Regions from separate parts of the Homo sapiens genome. Here region 2 is linked to region 1. Evidence: chromatin loops called from intact Hi-C (ENCODE). Cell type or tissue: psoas muscle. All regions are shown on one strand. Each heading gives the region's core, and the rest is flanking DNA. Links, peaks and the distances in the headings are about the cores only.

The links. Hi-C counts contacts between places; a loop is a spot of excess contacts. Peaks named below come from ENCODE experiments on the same cell type or tissue, not always from the same donor. Only the 100,000 strongest peaks of a DNase experiment are listed, where the experiment ranks them.
Region 2: a loop joins it to region 1, with 1.9 times the contacts of the local background. A loop is called at or near these places in 4 of 110 quality-filtered maps.

What each region holds. Positions count from the first base shown.
Region 1 is chr21:28,211,999-28,217,389 of GRCh38, forward strand. It overlaps LINC01695 (long intergenic non-protein coding RNA 1695), which reads right to left. Exons shown (of 6, transcript NR_126012.1): 3 at 242-350. Among named protein-coding and RNA genes, the nearest start is that of LINC01695, 14 kb to the right of the region's middle. In psoas muscle, for the core only: no CTCF peak of the experiment used is centred there; no DNase peak of the experiment used is centred there; H3K4me3 peaks cover 548 bases; H3K27ac peaks cover 1,715 bases.
Region 2 is chr21:28,282,885-28,288,275 of GRCh38, forward strand. No RefSeq gene overlaps it. Among named protein-coding and RNA genes, the nearest start is that of LINC01695, 57 kb to the left of the region's middle. In psoas muscle, for the core only: no CTCF peak of the experiment used is centred there; no DNase peak of the experiment used is centred there.

The DNA of each region.
Region 1 (5,391 bases), core at 273-5,272:
CCATATTTTATGCTCATTCCTCATTTTAAGTTGGTTATTTTCATCAAGCACTATGAGTTTAATCACTCTGAAGTAAGGTAATAGATGAGTTTACTGAAAACACAATTCATTTCCTAATTTTGCTGGCCAAACGATACTACTCCATGTTCATAAACATGAAACTCTTCAAGGGATCTGCTTCAAGGGGAGGCAAGATGAATGTGCTCTTGGGAGTAGGACATTTAGAGATACGGTAAATTACCTTGTCTAGGCACTGGCCAAGTGGTGCTGTGGAAAATCTCCAGGACATCTCAGCTGCATGAGCTAATTTGTCTCCCATGGACTTGTCTCTCAATGGCTTGGCTGTGGGCCTACTAAAGGAAAAAAGAAATTGTGTTTTTTACCTTCTCTAAAAATTGCACATTATTTGCACTTTTGAAATCTCATTTTGTTTCCATTCAGTGGTTATCAAAATTATTAACAAAAGCCAGATGACAATATTAATCATATTAAAGACTGTGTTTAATTTATATTTATAATGCTCATATAATGTCATAATGTTCTATGACTATACTACATAGGCCTCCTACAGATGATCAAATCTTTAGGTGAAATGTTTATTTTTTGTTTGTTTATGAACTGTCAATAGCCATCCATGTGCTGTTAAAGATAAAGGTTTTGCAGCCCGGCTCAGTGGCTCACGCCTATAATCCCAGCACTTTGGGAGGCTGAGGCGGGCAGATCACGAGGTCAAGAGTTCAAGACCAGCCTGGCCAACATGGTGAAACCCCATCTCTACTAAGAATACAAAAATTAGCTGGGCATGGTGGCAGGCGCCTGTAATCCCAGCTACTCGGGAGGCTGAGGCAGGAGAATCTCTTGAACCTGAGAGGCGGAGGTTGCAGTAAGCCATGATCGCACCATTGCACTCCAGTCTAGGCAACAAGAGCAAAACTCTGTCTCAGAAAAAAAAAAGAAAAAGAAAAAGATAAAGTTTTTTATAATATAGGTTGTTATAAAGAAAACAAAGAAGAATTATAGAAATATCTTTCTTATTTTGACTTCATAAAAGACAGCTTACTATATGTAACTCACTAGAGTTGTTAGACATCCCTAACAAGAAAGCTTGAGTAAGTCACTTAGTTATTTTAGAGTAGGTATGATTATTTAAATAATTTAAAGTTTCCTGTTGTTTTAAAGAAAAGATTTGTATCGTATTTTTTTAGAAAATGACTTTTCATGTAAGAAGGTCAATAATATGGCACACTTAAGGTAATATTCTCTATCATTTATTTTTTCATTTGACTTCTATGCTATTTAAAAATACAAAAAATAATAGTTTTGTATATGAGCATTTAGAAATGCTTTGGGATGATTCAAAATTTCCAAATCTTTCTACAAGTCAGGACTTTCAAAAGATATGAAGTAAGTACAGAAGTTTACATCATTCATGCATCTGACATTGAATCAGATACTAATCAGAACCCTGGCTGAGCTGTCCTATAGCTAAGGGTTCAGCTGTTATGCATTAAATCAATTCTAAACGCACTTTTTCCAACTTCTTCCCATCCAAATCTATTTAATTTGTCGTGTGTCCTTCATTATATAAGAGAGATTTTCTGAACAAATTCTCTGGCTTGAGAGAATCTGTTCAACATATTTACACTAACGTGTTAGTGATTGGAAAAAAAAGCCAATGAGATTCAACCAATTAAATGAAAGAATTGAAACCTCAGCTACTGACTCAAATTATTTTTGAATCGAGGGAATTTGCAGGATGAGCTTCCTGATGTCCTAGAATTGCTATAAGTTAATTACCCACCTGTAAATAAGAATATCTTCTTCAGGTATATAATAATGAAAGTAAAAAAAATAGAATTTTTCTTTGGTGCATATTTCCCTCTTACTGTTCCCTGGGAAAAGTTACTATATTCCAGGACCAGATTGTTTTACTTTGCTGTCTTTTCTAGCTCTAGAGTGATTTCAAATATTGGGTGTTCCTTCAAAGGAACAGAAATAGTACCAATTCACAATGCCATGCATTTGAGATATAAATTAATCAGCAGGAATTCATCACATTGTAATCTAGAAGGATAGGGCAAATCGTAGCTCATAATTATCTAGAATTCCAGAAGAAATAGGACAGAAATAGGAAGCAAGAAGACAAAAAGCAGTCTTGGTTCTCGTATCACTAAAGAGTTTCAATGGCACGTGATCTCAAATGAAACCTGGTGGCCATTGCTCATGTGTTGTGTTCCACAGTAACTAGAGGGGTGCACATTTGGTCTGGAGCAATCTTCATAGAAGAGGGGACTAAAGCCCTAGAAAGCACGAGTTCAACTGGCTGCAGCCTGCAAATCAAAAGCATTCATTGAGAAAACATTAAGAACCCATGTACACAAACAATAGGGCTTAGGTATGGTTGCCACTCTAATAACAACTAAAAGAAGTTGTATGCTTCTCCTAGATGATACAAATTTTTTAAGTAATATATTTTCTCATTTCTTCTTTTGCTGCCAGAGTGCTTGGAGCTAAATCTGTAGGCATAATTTTAGCAACCATTTAAAAAATTATGACATATATATTTTTATACAATTTTTTCCTGATGTGTTGTTTGTATTTCTATTTTTTAACATCCTGAATTATGTTTTTCCCCTATTTACTGCTTGCATTCTAATAAACTGCTTCCATTGTTTTTGTAGAACTAAAACAAATATACTCAATCATATAACAGTCAACAAAGAAATAAATACACAATAACAAAAGGTTTGCTACTCATCCCTTGCTTTTCTGCTTATTTACAATGATTCAGAGAATGGTTAGACTAAGGAAACGTGACCAAAATTAGCAATATTTATTTAACAATAAAAGCCAATCCTCTACACTCCATTAGCTCATCGTAACTATAGAGAGGATTATCTCAAAGTAGACAAGTCTAATGTGCAATTTAGACTGTACATAACTAAAGGCACAGGATAGAACTGGCTTTTATTTTCTTCCTGGCGCATTCTCTAGTCAGCCTTCAATCATGAATACTTGTAGAGAGAAAACTTTACACAAGCCGGAGGCAATTGCTGAAGGTGGAGACTCAACCTTTGACTTCTGCCATACAGAAGTGACCAGCCTGAGAATATAGAGATTTCTTACCAATAGAATACAATGTAACAATTTTTAAATATTAATAAAATGCTGGAATTTCATTTCTTTCTCCCAAATGTTCCTGCTTTGCCTTCACGGAACTTCTTGATTTCCTGTCTCCCCTTTTCCCTCTCATCTTACTCCAAGACTTTTGTAAATAAACAGCATAATGGAGAAGACACTTTCTCATAAGGATATTTTTTAGTTGACTATGGTTGCATAACAGCCAACAGACCAAAATATTTCATCATCAAGAATGTCCAAGTGGCTGCCCAGAACCAGGAGAACTGATATGGAGTCGCATGAGATAATGTTGGCTGACTAAGGATGAGAATTTGAAAACTCCCTGTACCCTCGGGCTAGCTTAGAAACAGCGATGCTCTGCCAAGAGCTGGCTTTAGAGCTGGGCATATCTACATTGGAATTTCAACTCTGCCACTTCCTCTTCATGGAAACTTAAACATACCCTTTAATCTCTTGGGGTCTCAATTTCCTCATCTTTAAAATTAGCATAATCCCTTTTGGGGTATTATAAATTAAATACTTCCTTATAAGAAACTTCAAATATCTGAGAAATATGATTTCAAAATGATATACTTGGGATTATGTTCTGACTCACTGGAAAAATACCTTCTGTGTACAAGCACTATACCTGCTGCCTGGGATAAGAAATAAAATTCATGCTCTCTGTCCTCAGGTAGCAAAAGCTAACGTAGAAATTTGACTTATATATAACTACAGAACTGCTCATCAAATGTTTGAAGCAATTTTAGAAGTCAGGGATAGCGTTTGATGGTATTATGATCATTTTGCAGTCAGGAGGCTAGGAAAGCTTAAATCCTATGTCACTGTCAAGAATCTCTCCCAAGTGGTTACTAAGTAAGGCAACGAATGAACAAAACAGAACAGGAATAAAGGTCATTTTGTTGGTTGCAAGATTCTGCAACTAATTCTGCTGGTGAAAAAGTAAATTGAAGCCTCTGACTTAGGCTTTAAGTCAGAAAGGGACCTCCTAAACACCTCTCTCATGTTAAGACGTCACATTTTAGATATTGAGAGCAGAAGGCTCAGGTATACCTGCGTGAGAGAAAAACATATAGCTGGAGGGGTTTTTTTTTTACCCATTCAGACACAGCATGAAAGACAGAGAAAGGCCACCAAAATTTAAGAGGACTTCCTAACATTGCTTACCAATTCTACAACACAATACAAAAAAAAAAAAAATGACAATGAGAAGTTCCAGACCTAGACTCCTCACTTTGAAGATATAACCAGTGATTGTGCATGCAATGGCAATGTCCTCTAGTAATTGTGTGCAATCAATATCTATGAATTTGAATAAGCAGGTTAATCTTTTTTCCTTGGGTTGGGAATGGAGCTAGCAAGAGGAAGTTGCTAAGAATTAGGTGAGCATAGGTAGAATATGCATAGGGAAAAATGGCAAATGGTCTTTCCTCCAATAGGACACAATGTTGGTGTAATTAATTATCTCCCCAAATTATACCTTGGAATTTAAAATTCTTAGCAGGAAGATATCTACAGAACTCAAAACATTTTGTGTGAACTCCAGTACATGATGGGATTTGTCCTTAAAAGGAATAACTACTAAAACTAGACTAAACATTTACTGTAGTTCAGTGCAGACTTTAGTCTAGGAATAGTTCTAAATGGTACCCGGAGTAGCGGGGGAACTGATGAAATTAATCTATACTATCACAAAAATTAAAGTCCTCTTGATATAAATGAAAAATATGTTTGTAAAAAATTGCAAGACACACTAAGTTTTAGTGTTAGAGATTGTGAAAAAAGATACCAGAAAAGATCCCATCAAACATTATGCTGAAATAAGGATATAACGTGTATGAGTGGCATTATACTATCAGAATAGGAAATGGTATCAGATTCACAGATTTTGGGAGCCAAGATGGTGAGAATAAATGTATTCCAACTGCAGAGGAATATCAATAAAGTAAGTAAATAAGATTTTTGTGTGTGTGGAAAGAGGGTCAGACACCTGAAAAGAGGCCATAAAATATGAATAAACTTCAAACAAATGACTCACCTCTACAGCAGGTTGAGCCAACTTTCCTCATCAAGGAGACCTCAAAGTTGCTTCAGAGCATCCATGCAAGTTGCCTTGTAAGGTCTTGTTGATGTGCTCCCCCTTCCGCCATCAGATCCTCTTGGCCCTGCCTGATCCCTGGGGCCTCCATGGCTTGTTCTGTTTTCCATCTGCAGGGAACCCAGTAATGACAAGTGCTTGTCTTATAGTTA
Region 2 (5,391 bases), core at 65-5,064, 71 kb after region 1:
ATGGACCCAGCCTGCTCTCTGTCCTTTTCTGTGCTTAAAATGGGGAAAGTAAATGTAAAAATCAAGTTAATCAGATGAGTTATGGCATGGGATTCACTTGTAGGATTTACATTGGCTTTCAAGTCAGGGCTTTGCAATGTTAATTTTGGCTATTCAAATACTTTTCGCTCCTCGATTTCAAGCTCCTGGCAGTGCTACATAGAGATTTTTAGATCTCTGTGCCTCAAATATGTGGGATATTAATTATGCTCTGGTCATGCCTGCATGGAAAGGCAGTTACACTTCAGTGTGCGGCAGTCAAGACCTCTACTTGATAATCAGCGTCAAAAATCAATTCGCATTTGAGATAAATATTTCATGTTTTAAATATTTAGAAGAGGTACGTTTATTTATCTTTTTTAAAATAATACCATAAGTGGTAAAGTTTTTTAGTAAACACCTTTGGTTTGTACACTTCTGAACAAAAATCATTTTAAACATAATGGAAATTGGATCAGTTTAACTGCAACAAAAGCTTCCTCCTTGTTTGATTTTAAAGGGAATGCATCTCCTTATGCGTTCTGTCCAATGCAAGTTTCTTCTCACTCCACCAAGTTTTTGTAACCTTTCATCTCTAATGTTTTCTTCAAAGCAGGAAATTTCTTTAACAAAAGGAGGAACTATTTAGATATCGGACAAATTGACCCAGTAGCTGAGAAGTTGCAAAATAGCTTTTGGATGTGATTTTTCATGATTGGCTAGAGAGTGTGTGCCCCTTAAGTGCTTTCATATCTGTCTTTCTGAGGAAAGATAAACTGTTCTTTGGCCCAAAGATGAGATAACACTCCTGGTTGTGAACAATAGGCGAGGAGCTCTGGCAGGATTGCTAAATAATTCTTCAGTAACTTCGAACAGACTCCACAGGCTTGCTTTGATTAGCAGGAAGGATCATGAAGCAGAGTGGAACTATGTGATGATGTGATGTTAGAACTGGCGAGGCAGAATCTACTCTGACCTTTTGACCTTACACACAGGCAGTCTGGGAGACGGGAAAGAAAAAGCTCTTGGCAAATTTCCTATAATAACTTATTTAAAGGCATATCTAATTTTGGCTGTGTTTTTTACTATATTTATTTACTTGGCAAGGCATTGAATTCCATAAAGGCAGAAGTCAGCCAGTCTGCCAGCACATTTGACATGATGGATTGTCTGTCTACTGTACAATACTCTGAACATCAGCATTTTGGGGGAGGTTGGGCAGAAGATAAAAAGATCTAGATTTAGTAGTTATTGTTGCATTGTTACAAGAAAAAGTGGTGCCAGCTCCTAAAGATATAAATAGTAAAGGAATTGAGGCCTGAGGGCCAGGGGTGAAGGGTTGTCTAAGCTGAAGCCCTGTCAGTGTTGTATTGTAGCTATTTATATGATGAAATTAATCACTTGAAAACAGGTCAAGGTGAAGTCAGAGTGCTTGAAGCAATTGTTTGTACTTTATCAAAGACAGGTTTTTCTTCTTCCATCAGTCAACATCCACATGAAAGCCATTGAGATTTGAAAGAAATCTCACCTGTGCCACTAGCTGCTGCTAGCTAAGTCTCAGGTTTTCCTAGTAGTCTGTAATTCTAGAAATATCAAATAGAAAACAGTGTTACTTAGATAATGATATTTTGGCAGGGTATAAATTTGGATCTTCCAAGTATTTCTCTTTCCTTTTTGTGTACCTATTTAGACTGCAGATTTTCAGTGAAAATGCCATATTTGTGTTGATATTGTTGAAATCCTTTTTTACCTAAACATAATTGTAATCAACTTTGAATTCTGAAAGGGTTTGTACTATAAATAGGAAAAACCTAGATTTCTACATAACATGATACACACCTACACACACACACACACACACACACACACGTACACTACGTCAATTAAAAACCATAAAATTTCTAGAGAAAATGTAATAGAATATCTTTGTAGCAGGATCTTAGAATGGTATCTTAAACAAAAATACCAAAAACACAAATGTAAGACAAAAAAGATAATTTTCAATATGCCAAAATGCAGATTTATAGTCTATGAATCATAACATAGACAAAAGTTAAGAAACAGATGGAAAAATGGAAGAAGATATTTAATTCAGAAAAGAAACAAAAAGAAAGATTATATAAGTCTATAAATCAACAAGAATAAAGATGCTCCTGAAGAAAAAAAGCAAAAATCATGAAAAAGAAATTAACAGCACATAAAGACACACTCAAAATCACTAGATCATTAGTAATGAGAGAAATGTCAATTAAAACAAGGTGTTACTTTGCACCTTTTAAACAAAGATTAGGAAGCTAGAATGTCATGTATTGGTGGAAATTCAAGGACATAGGAGCCCTCAAGCACTGTTAGTGAAAAATGCTATTTTGGAGAGCAAATCTACTTCTCTCTAGATATGCAGGATAGAAAGGATATAGCCCGCACAGCTCTGCAATTCTCCTGCTGGATACGTGACTCAAAGATAGTCTCACACAGGTTCACAGGGTATACTTGTAAGGTGTTCATCGCAGTGTTAGAATTGGGAGGCAACCTGGGAGTCTAACCCTGGGAGAATGACCAGGTAAAACGTGATGAATGGACACCATGAAATGTCAATCAGTAGTTATGAACAATGGATTCATTACTCAAAACACTATGATTGAATTTTAAAATATAGTTTTTAGTGAAAAAAGCATGAAAATAATAGTATATATGAACACAATACATTTATATAAATTAAAATTTCATGTACACAAAGCATGCATATTTTGCAAAAGCACTTATACAAAACATGGTGCACATTAAACACGTTACAAAGGAAGTTTATGGAAATTGGAGCCAGGATTGAAGAAAAAAAGGTGAAAGGGACAAAACAAATCAATGAATTAATTTTTAAGATATATGAGCAGGAGAAAATGGGGGATGAGCATGAATTCTGGAAGGTTGAATAGAAAATATTCATCTTCCTTTTTGGTTTGTCATGTTGGCGCATTCTTGTACATTGTGGGGCACACAAGACTCCAGCGCAGTTATTACATAAACCAAAAACTCGGCAGGAATTTGTCCTTTGGAACATAGGTACTCTCTTTTCATTTGGTCTTTATGTGTGTCTTTTATTCACATATCCAAACTCAGGGATCAGCCACAGAAGTAAGATGAGATGGATGAATTGTTGCTATTGTGGAAGAAAGCCACACTGTATTAAATATCTGTAAATTAGTACAACCACTATGAAAAACAGTATGGTTTCCAAAAATATTTAAAACATAACTACCACATCATTCAGCAATCCCACTACTGAGTATATATACAAAGGAAAATAAGTCAGTATGTCAAAAAAAATCTGTACACCCGTGCTTATTACAGCACTATTCACAATAGCCAAGATATGCAATCAACCTATCCATCAGTGGATAAATGAATAAAGAAAATGTGGTATGTTTATACAATAGAATACTACTCAGCCATAAAAAGTAGGAAATTCTGTCATTTGTGGCAACATGGATGGAACTAGAAGACCTTACGTTAAGTAAATCAGACACATAAACATGAATACTGCATGTTCTCCCTCATTTGTTGGAATTACAAATGTTGATCTCAAAGAAGAAAAGAATAGAATAGTGGTTACCAGTGATTACAAAAGGTAAAGGAAGGCTAGGAAGAAGTTGGCTTACAGATAAAAAAAATACAGCAAGATAGGAGGAATAAGTTCTAGTGACTAACAGCATTATATGGTGACTATAGTTAACAACAATTTTTTGTATAATTTCAAATAAAGGAGAGGATTTTGAGTGTTTCTGGCATGAAGAAATAATACATATTTGAGGTGATGGATATGCTATTACCCCAATTTTATCATTACACATAGTATATATGTATTGAAATATCACACCTTACCCCAAAAATATGAACAATTACAGTGTCCATATTTGGACACAATGCAATATTCTTTTTCTGTTGGAAGTGCATCTTCTTACATGTATGGTTCCTCAGTAATTTTCAAATGCTCCATTAACCAGAGGGCAGTATGTGGCATTTTTCACTTACCAAATATAATTCAGATATCTGAATATCCTCAATCTTTAAGTGTTCTTGTCCAAAAAGCATCTCACATGTTTTATGCCCTCTGAGTTAAGACTATGTCCAGGTAGATGGAGATCAATGGGGTGTTGGGGAATTTTGGAAAGCTGTTAGCTCGAGATTGTAGTACCAAGTGGGAGCCTGCAGGTCAGCTACCCTGAACATCCTTGGGGTTCACTCTATTCTCTCATTAAACCTAAGCCTGTAATCAAGAGGAAGGAGGGCCACTGTCACATCCTGCATAAAAAATGTAGCTACTAATTTTAGTCCACTTCTGCCTGTTGGAACCTTAAGATCAAAGTCCCATAATTGAGAGAAGCAAGATTGTAAATAGATTGTTGTTTTGCTTGCCCAAGGACTGTGAGAACAGTTAAAGAAAGAGAGAGAAAAGTAAGAGAGAATGCTTTCTTTTTTTCTTTTGGAAAAAAGAGGGAGAAAAGAAAGAGAGAATGCTTTCTTTTTTTCCTCTTGGAAAAAAGAGAGGCTGTTTTTGCTCTCTTTGAGAATCCTCACGGACTCATTCAAACTAGAATCCTCAAACTCACACTGACTGTGATGAGTTTTCCGGAATGAAAATTATAATACCAGCACGCGTTCCATATCTTCTTTCTCTTTCCTGCCTCCACCTGCAGCAAGCCCTCGAGTATCTATCAAGCTCCCCTTTCTAACAGATGAACCCGCTGGGCTAACTCTCCTCTTCTGGTTCCAGGATGGAATCAGTCTTGTCTAACTTCATGCCTGGAATGGCAATAGGTTTCCATTATCTATGTCCCCCTTTTGCTCACCTTTGGCTGTTATCTAGTCTGGTGTCTGAATTCCTTTTGTCCACATCTTCTTCCCTAGTGACTGCATAGCTTGTCCAGGTTGTTTCTCCCTCACATCAGTTCTTGCAATCTTCTGACTTTTATGCAGGTTTTTTTGATCGTCTGTGTTTTTTTTTCTAGGACCTATATGCATCTGCCTGTTACAGAATTTTTCTATGCTCTAGTTTTTCACTTGCCAGTGTAGTTTAACCCAATAATTTGTTCAATAGGCACTGAATGCAATTACTCGTGGATTTTCTTCCTCCAACTTCAGCATTTAGAAAAAGATATTATTTCAAACCTAGCTCATTATCATGAGGCTTTTCTGCCTTCTTTCTTAAACATTTAATTCTCCCTCCCATGTCCACTCTGGTTTCTAGGTTAACACAGACAATGCAATTTCCCACAAAGCCTCTGCTGCAACCTCTTCATTTCTTTCTAGGAATTATTCGTGCCATACTGAGTCCCAACTCTGTTAATTCTGATACCTAATCCAGGAAGACATATCCTG